2 separate regions of the Homo sapiens genome follow, and region 2 is linked to region 1. Evidence: chromatin contacts called from ENCODE Hi-C or POLR2A ChIA-PET data. All regions are on one chromosome and are shown on one strand. The core of a region is the stretch at or near the end of the contact, and the rest is flanking DNA. Distances in the headings are between cores, read along the strand shown.

Evidence for each region. A loop is a pair of places that touch in the nucleus more often than their neighbours do. ChIA-PET counts read pairs that join two places held with the same protein, here RNA polymerase II (POLR2A). Pooled maps may share reads with other maps.
Region 2: a loop to region 1 is called in a map of heart right ventricle, with 2.6 times the contacts of the local background. The contact joins two enhancer-like sites. A Hi-C loop is called at or near these places in 6 of 168 maps with a recorded cell type or tissue (IMR-90, Right ventricle myocardium inferior, endothelial cell of hepatic sinusoid and 3 more) and 5 of 50 pooled maps. POLR2A ChIA-PET finds 5 or more read pairs at or near these places in 2 of 52 experiments (AG04449 and activated naive CD4-positive, alpha-beta T cell).

Annotation. Positions count from the first base shown.
Region 1 is chr15:73,801,543-73,805,610 of GRCh38, forward strand. No RefSeq gene overlaps it. Among named protein-coding and RNA genes, the nearest start is that of INSYN1-AS1, 35 kb to the left of the region's middle. Within about 2 kb of position 1,334, at least 10 of the 41 ENCODE cell types and tissues checked have a DNase peak (open chromatin) inside an H3K27ac peak, as active enhancers do; they include heart right ventricle, where a contact is called at or near this core.
Region 2 is chr15:73,837,427-73,841,708 of GRCh38, forward strand. No RefSeq gene overlaps it. Among named protein-coding and RNA genes, the nearest start is that of TBC1D21, 34 kb to the right of the region's middle. Within about 2 kb of position 1,470, at least 2 of the 41 ENCODE cell types and tissues checked have a DNase peak (open chromatin) inside an H3K27ac peak, as active enhancers do; they include heart right ventricle, where a contact is called at or near this core.

The DNA of each region.
Region 1 (4,068 bases), core at 84-2,583:
AATATACCTATCTTGAGCACATTCCAGAGGTGCTAGGCAGGCCAGAGATCTTGTCTGTTGGGGAGTATGGAAGTGGTGGGGTGCTTTCTTAGATTGGGCTCCCTTGAACCTAAAGCCTGGGGCCAGGACTTGGGTACAGGAAGTGTATTGGGAGATTTCAGGAAGAGGGTAGCTGGGTAGTGAGACAGGGAAGGAGGAAAAGCTGATATAAAGGAGCATTAACAGAGAAGCCGCTGTGGAGGGCAGGGCTCTACTCCCCTGGTATCTCCCAGGACTGAAGGCCTAAAGGACGGAAGTCAGGGGGGCGGGTTATATATTGGCCACCATCACCCATTGGTTGGGGGGCTTCTCCAGGGAGGTGATGGCTCCTCTGGACTCCAGGAAGAAAGTGGAATCCCTGGCCTCAAGTGCTTGAAGCGGATGCTGAACTTGCACAGAACTGCCTATCCCAGAGTGTGGCTGGGCTGGAAGTGTCTTCTGCGGCAGAGAGTTAGGAACATTTGGTTCCGGGCAACCACATCTTAGGCCCTGCTGCCACCATGGAAGGCCCTGCTTCAATGACCCAGTGGGCAAGTTTTATCGAGCAGTTACTGGTGGGTGTCTGGCTGGGAGTCCCGGAGTCAGGTCAAGAGAGAAGTAAAGATTTAGGGGAAGGGGAAGAAAAAGACGTCTACACACTCCTGATTCATTTTGCCTACCGTCAGCATCAGTTCCGTAAATCTCTCCCCTTCCTGCTGGCTGGCTGGTTCCTCAAGGGCAAGAATCAAGTGCTATCCATCCGTGTGCTCAGCTCCAGCACAGGGCCTAGCCCCGACATGCCCAGAGGTGCTGCACTGAAAATCCAGCATGGGATTATGGCCCAGCCTTGGCTCTTGGCTGCCAAAGGTTGAATGTGGGTCTCTGGGCTCATCTCACAAGGCCCTGGGTCTCCAGGGCAGGGGAAATGAGGAGCAAAGCCACCCTTTTTTTTTTGTCATTAACAGAGTAGGGCCTCTGGCTCATAAAGCCCTGGGATCCCGCTCCCTCCCTTCTCTTTCCACTTGATTACTTGTCTCTGGAATGGAGTGGTTTCAGGCTGCCAAGTGTTTTGGGGAAAATATCCTGTATAAGAAAGACACATTCCCTCCATAAACTCGTATTGTGTTTTTGATTGTCTCCCATAAAGGAAGAGATGTATCTTCCAGTTTATGTTTACGACTGTGTAGATTAAAAAAAATCAATTCTTTCACTCTACATTTTTTCAGCCAAACTTCCCCCAGCAGCCTTTCTGCTGGGCCAACAGGCTGATGCCCAGAACTCGGGGCTGGAGGTTTCTCTGCCATCTGTAGGCAAGCAGGAGAGGCCAAAGCCTCGGACTGGCTGCAGGCCTGGCACAGGAAGGGAACTTCTTGTCCCTGCTTGATTTCTAAGCCAAGTTGGCTCTGGAAGGCAAGGGGTTGGCTGAGAGAAGGTGGCCGGCAGGGAAATAGGAGGCAGCCCCAGCCTGCACCAGCACCCTTCACCAGGCCCAGTGAAGCCTCTGATGGAGGTGGCAGGGAGCTCTCCCCGACCAGCCTCAAGTGCTGCTGCCTCCTTCATGAAGCCTTCCTGATTGCCCAGGGTAAATGGAACTCCTTGATCTGTTAGCTTCTTTGCTGGACCCTCTAGATTGATTTCTGATTGATTTTTGTCTGCTCCAGGGTCATTTGGAGTGATGGTTGCCTGGTATTTGAATAAAGAGCTCCCCTATCAGAACATTCAGGTTCAAATCTTAGTGCCTCTGTTCCTACTGTATGACCTTGGGCAACCAACCTACTTAACCTTTCTGAGTCTCACTTTCCTCAACTGGCAGATGAGGGGCATTTTGAGGATTAAACCAGGGGTATTTTGAGGATTATGGTCGGGTTTCAAACCATACCTTCTTTCCTGCTTTCTTTTTCTCCACATCACTTAGCACCATCTCACATCTTATGCTTCGTTTTGTTCAGTGCCTGTCCGCCCTCACTCCAGGAGGGCAGGGGTGCCTGTGCATTGCTCCCTGCCACATACCTGGCACAGAGAGGCGGCTCCATGGAGCGGACCGGATGGATGGTGCAGGATGAGCACCAGGCTCCGCATCAGGGCACAGTAAATGTTGGCTCTGTGCCCTTTCATGTCTGGAATCCCCAGTTTGGCATTGCAGGCAGGGGAAGCACTGTCCATCCAAGGCCGATCCTGAAGGTGGCCCAAGAGCCTGTCCCCAGCAGCAGACTGCAAACCCTTTGGGTACAGGGACTGTCTCTTGCCATTCCAGGGTCCTCAATGCCTATCAAGGGGCTTGCTCACATGGGCCCTCTTGGGATCAGAATTTCTTCCTATAAGAGGCCAGAGAACTGATGGAGGGTAGTTTTAGTCTAAACCATGCTGGCGGGTGCCAGGCTGTGGACTGCCCCATGTCTGTCACCAAGCTCAGCCCAGATGAGCCAGGCATAGGTCACCAACACACTCGCCCACCAGCTCAGCCCACAGCTCACACTAGCCTCAGTTATCTGGTTCCAGTTTGCCAAAGGCACTCTGACTCCAAGGTGGAGTGGGGAAGCCACTGACTTCTGTGTCTGGCAGGCTCCATTTCTGGAGAGTCAACTGAGGCCAAGCCCAACCTTCTTGAGCCTCACTTTTGACATCTGCAGAATGGGTGTGGGTGGAGATTTCAAGCAGGAAGCTAGTTCTCCAGTGGGACCCCTTCTCCTGGCAGCCCCTCGACTTGCCGCAAGTTCCAGCAATCACCCCTCACCTCCCTCTGCTTTTCCTCAAACCTTTTACAACCTTTTATTTTGTCTAATCCTCATGACAGATTGGTGGAAAAGCCACCAGGAGTTATTATGCTCATTTTAAAGATGAAGAGACTGAGGCCAAGAGGCAAAAATCATGCTTGGGGGTTGGCGAGGGGGTCCCCCAGCAGCCTGGGGCCAGACAGACAGTTCTCCTGCCTACCAGGCAAGCCCCAGCACCAGCTCCAAGCATCTGGAGGGCTGCAGCAGGGCGCTGGAGGGCTGCCCCCTGTCCCCCTCCCTCCCTCCCAGCTCCACTGGGGGGGTCTGCCGGGCTCTTCTCCCTCTGCCTTCTAATTGCTTGGAAACAGAGCTGACGGCAGTGGGAACAGCTCAGCCACTGCTGGTCTCATGACTGGAGGCTTTTGTTTGTTCACAGAATCATATTTTTACACTCTGGCTTCCGCTAATTTATGCCGCAGACTGAGCTCTCCCTTGCTGAAGATTGAGTTTGGGAGGGTGGGGAGTTGATTCCTGGGTTTATTTAGTCATCTTGGAGCCTATCAGAAGCCAAGCAGGGGATAAATTAACAACAACAAAAAGTAATAATAGCCAGGCTCAGGGTTTATTTTCTGGCGGTTCCCTCCTCCAATAGGCCTGCCGTGTTCCCTTAGCTCATCTGCTGAAGGAAGCTTCGCTGGGAAAATTAAACGGCTCCTCATTTAAGATGGAGCAATCAGCCCTGAGCTAGTCGCTGCTCAGCACCTATGGGAGCTCATCCCAGCTCAGCTGCAAGGGGAGAGGGAGGCAGGGAAGCCTCAGAGCACCCCCAACACACACACACACACACACACACACACACACACACACACACACGCACACGCACTGTAGCTGCTACCTCGCTCTGTGTGAAATGATGACGCTCAGGTGCACAGTTGCAACATCCTGTAGGAAACTGGGCTCTGTTGGAAGCAATCCAGGAGGGCTTCCTAGAGGAAAGGACCCAGGGATCTGAGAATGGGAAGGAGTCTGAGCCTGACCCATAATAGGCCAAAGGCGGGGATGGGGACAGCACTGCCGCAGAGAAGTGGGGAGGGGAAGAAAGCCATTTGGGGAGCCTAAATTTTTGCAACATCTCTCCTGAGATGGGCTCTGCCTCTACAAGTGAGGGTTGGGGCAAAAACACTCTGTACCTACTGCAAATAAAGTGAGCGCTGGTGCTGATGAAAGGGCATGGAAGGACCTCCCCTCAACTCCTGTAAGCCCCAGGAACATAAAAGAATTGTCTTGTACTTAGGAACTGAGTCAGGAAGGGCCTGAGAAGGCCCATGGAGGTCAA
Region 2 (4,282 bases), core at 220-2,719, 36 kb after region 1:
GCAATAAAAACTCATTGGCAGACAAAGCAATATTCAGGGCTGTGTGTAGCTGTTGCCAAATGAGAGCCATTGAGTCTATGCTGAGGGAAGCTGGAGAGAGCTCAGAGGATACAGGGGTGTTGGAAGCCTTCCTGGAGGAGGCATTGCTGGAGATGGAGAGGAGAAAAGCTCTCCAGTGGAGGCCATTTTTCTCTTCTCTCTCCAGAGCTGTATCAGCCAGGGAGCTGCCCCACCCTGCCTCCAACCTTGGCCTCTCCTGGTCAAGGCTGTGAAAGGCCAGGAGGAGGGTGGCAGGGTGCCTGCGGTTAACCCCGGGAGCAGACTCTTAAGCTGGGGCAGGATAGAGACCAGAAGGATGGCCTGGGAGATGGGGAGGAAAGGAGAGGTTCAGCATTGCTCCAGAGGGAGAGGCCCGTGACTCTGAGACAGTTCTCAGCTGTATCTACAAGACTCTGAGGACAAAGATGGGGACAGACACATTCAAGGAATGGCCTCAAGGTCATGAAGTGGTGCCTGATTCTGCCTTGCCCCCTGTCTCGTCTGCCTTGCAGCTCCTCCCCAGGAAGAAACACTATTCACCCTTCATACAGGGGGCCTCAAGTAGGCCTGTGACCTGGGGAACAAGGGCCGTCCTATGAACCCATGACAGGCACAGGGCTAGGGATGCACCCAACCAGCTATTCTCTCTTCACCCATTTCTGTGAGAAGTAAGTGATTAGGATGTGGGGATAGACCCAAACTGGCCAGGGTCAGGGCCGAGTTTCAATTTATGACCAAGGTTTAGACTGTTCAGGATGAGAGAGTGGTCCAGGGAAGGATCAGAGATTAGACAGCCACAGGGACCAACCTGTGGCCACAGCTTTGTCTGTGCCAGAACCATGGTTCAGTCTAGTACCGGAGTCTGTTTTTTTTTTTTTTTTTTTTGAGACAGTATTTCACTTTGTCACCCAGGCTGGAGTACAGTAGCATGATCATGACTCACTGCAGCCTCCACTTCCCAAGGTGCAAGCAATCCTCCCTCCTCAGCCTCCTGAGTAGCTGGGACCACAGGCATGTGCCACCATGCCCAGCTGATTTTTAAAAATTTTTTGTAGTGATGGGTCTCACTATGTGGCCCAGGCTGAAGGATTCACTTTTCATGGGGAAAGAGTGTTTAACACAGTGGATGAATTCAATTTCATTAGTTCCCTTGGTAATAAACCAAAATGAAAGGCTATTATAAGTGTGATTTATTCCCTTATATCATAGTTAACCTTCATTTCACTTCCGGGGGCCCTCTTTACTCTTCCCCAAAACTTGTGGTTTAGACCTTCTGACACTTTGGTAGAAGAGGATATACAGACACAGAGGAGGAAAACGAGCTGCCTGAATTCTCATGCAACTTCAGAAAGGGCTAGAGCCAGGCGAGAAGCCAGTTGAGCAGGTGCCCAGCACAGGGCAGCCTGGTGGACTCACAGCTTCCTGCAGTGTTTTGGAGACAAGCCCCAGGTCACCCTGAAACCCATGGGCAGGCAGTGGACAGGCAGGCCGACAGCCGGCTGGAGGAGTTGGCAGCAGGGAAGTCCCGGATCAGAGCCTTGGGCCACAGCCAACGCTGTCTAGTTGGGGCAGAGGATCGGGGTGGCGATTTATTCAGCCTGCTCTACAGACAGCCCCAGGGCAGGAGCCAGCAATTTTCCAGTCCTGAGTGATGGAGCCGGGAACCACTGAGTGGCCTGGAAGGGCAGGGACCCCCCCAGGTCCTCGTGGGCATGCTCAGCTGCTGAAGGAAATATGAAGTGATGGTAAGTGACAAAATTGAAAATGTAATTAAGACAGATGGAACTAACTGGCGGGGATGATAAAAGCCATTCCCCAGGCTCTGGGATTTAAAGTGAGGTCACAGGATGACCCTGTCCTGGCCACACATCTGGCAAAGAGGAGGCGAGGGAATGAGCTTGAGGACAGGAGCCAAGCTCTGTGGAGGACACTGAGCAAACTGGGCTTTTGCCGCACTGAAAGAGCTAGGTCAGATACAGGATGAACTTCCTGGAGAGGAGGGTGGTTAAACATTGGCATAAGTGAGACATCTTCTCCTTTTCCCAAGGACATATATATCCCTCCTGCGCAGACTTGGACACAGGAACCTGGGCAACCTGACCTTGCCAAGATCTGTGGGAATGTGAAATAGCTCCATTACCAAATGAGAAGGCTGCACAGGTGGAGGTGGGTGGCATTTGGGAAGAGAACAAAGGGAAGTGGGCTCAATGTGTAGCAAGCCCCAGACAGCTTCCTGCTGGCCAGAGCTGGGAGAGTAGGAGTCAGCCAGGCACCATGCAGGTGGGTATCACAGAGGCAGCAGCACTGAAGGAGAAGAAAGTGTCCCTTCGAGACCTCCTCACGAAGAGTTGCACCAGGAGTGAGGGGGCATGGTGGCCACTCCCTGAATCCACAGAAGCAGCAGCCAGGCAGCCTGACCCCAGGTTCTGCAAGGCCCTGATGGAGGGAAACCAAGGGCCCACAGGAGAGCCTGTGTAGACCCTCACAGGGGGTAGGATGGCTGGGATCTGTGGCAAGATTCATGCAAGAATCAGGGAGCTCAGCACCGACATCCGGGGCAGCCTTGCTTTGCCAACCACAATGGAGAGAGCCAGTTTAGCTTCACCATGATGGATTGCACTGGCCAGCTTTATCAGCCCCCATTCTTTCAATATCCTGTGCCAGTTCCCCATGACAGGCAATGGGTGGGCCAAGAAAGTGGCTTCTTTATATTCAGCGAGCTCCCAGATTGGCGGGAAAGAAGAAACTCAGGCTCCCATTCAAGGCGGTCATTCACTCCCCATTTGTTAAGCACCTGCTCTGTGCTAAACAATAGCAGGGCAGAGGCTCACTGTGATGCTTAAAGCAATACTTTAAGAAGTTTACAGTTTTTGTATGAATTAAAATATACGAAGCAGTCAGATATGAAGGAAATACTTAGGTATTCATTCAAGATGATGTGTGGCTCACATGGTAAGGGCATAGGAGCTGAGGGAAGGAAGAATTTGGTGCAGGCTGGAGAAGTCAGTGCAGGATTCTTAGAGGAGGCAGAGTTTGAGCCTAGCCTTTGCAGGATGAAGAAGAGTAGCTTAAAAGATTAAAGAGGAGCATGCATCTTGGGTGGGTTTAATGCACAAGTAAATATGTAGAGGTGAGAAAGAGTATTCAGGAAGAATTTTCTGAACTTTAGGATAGAACTAAGGTTGGGCTGGAAAATAGATCCTTGGGTGATCCCAGCAGATCCAAGGCCACTCTGGGGTCAAACATTTCTCTATGAGAAGAGCTTGTGCCCGGGGATGACTTACTGTCCCCAAGTGGACAGAACCATCAGCAGGAGGTCAGTCCCAGATCTGAATGGCCAAGGGCTTAGGCTTCCCCCGACTCTTGGGTCTGTGGAACAGCTGTCCTAAACCCCACCTCCCCAAGCCACAGAAAATGAAGCCAGATTGGAATAAAGGATGCCCTTCTGCTATGCTGATGGCGAGGGATCAATGTCATTCTGCACCCTTCCCCCACCACGGCCAAGAGGTGGCAAGACGCGTGCAATGGGCAAGGAGACCTGTGCTCCATGTACTGTCCTTCCACCAGGAGCTGGACCACGGGCTCCTCTGGCTCTGAGGCTGATCGTGTGGTCCTTCCTTGCCATGGAAAAAGCAATGGAGACAGGTTGGTCTTGCCATCTGCGGACCATCTTTCATTATAGGACATGTCTTTGTTATGGATCCTGAGCATAGAACAGGCCAGCATTATCTGAGAGATGGGAGAGATGCTCCGTCACTTCAAGCACACTATCCATCTATCTGTCATGGGCCCAGCATTTATGCCTGCAGCCAGGACACTGGAATAGCACATCAGGATTTATGGGGGGCATTAAGTCATAATTTATGTCACTTTCTCTCCCTTTTCAAGACAGTCTTTCTGAAACATCTCTGTCTCCCTGGCTCACCATTCCTAATGACCCAAGATGTGTGTTTCTTCCCGCCTACCTGCAGCCTGCTTTTGGGGGTGCTTTCTCTGTTACCTCCCCAATCCCATGGGTCAGCCTCTTGCTCTTAGCAAGTCCCTGCCCCTGACCTGGGAGAAAGGATCTCCAGAAGTGTAAACTAGCTGATAAGGAGGAGACAGGCCCCTATCCTGGTTTGCTGTTGGATCCCCTGAGGATATGGGAGTTCCAGAGGCGCCCCAAATCCCTCACCCGTGATGGCTGTAGGGGAGCAAACAGCTATTCCAAGTCCCAGGTGTGTAGCCATGGAGAAATCACTTT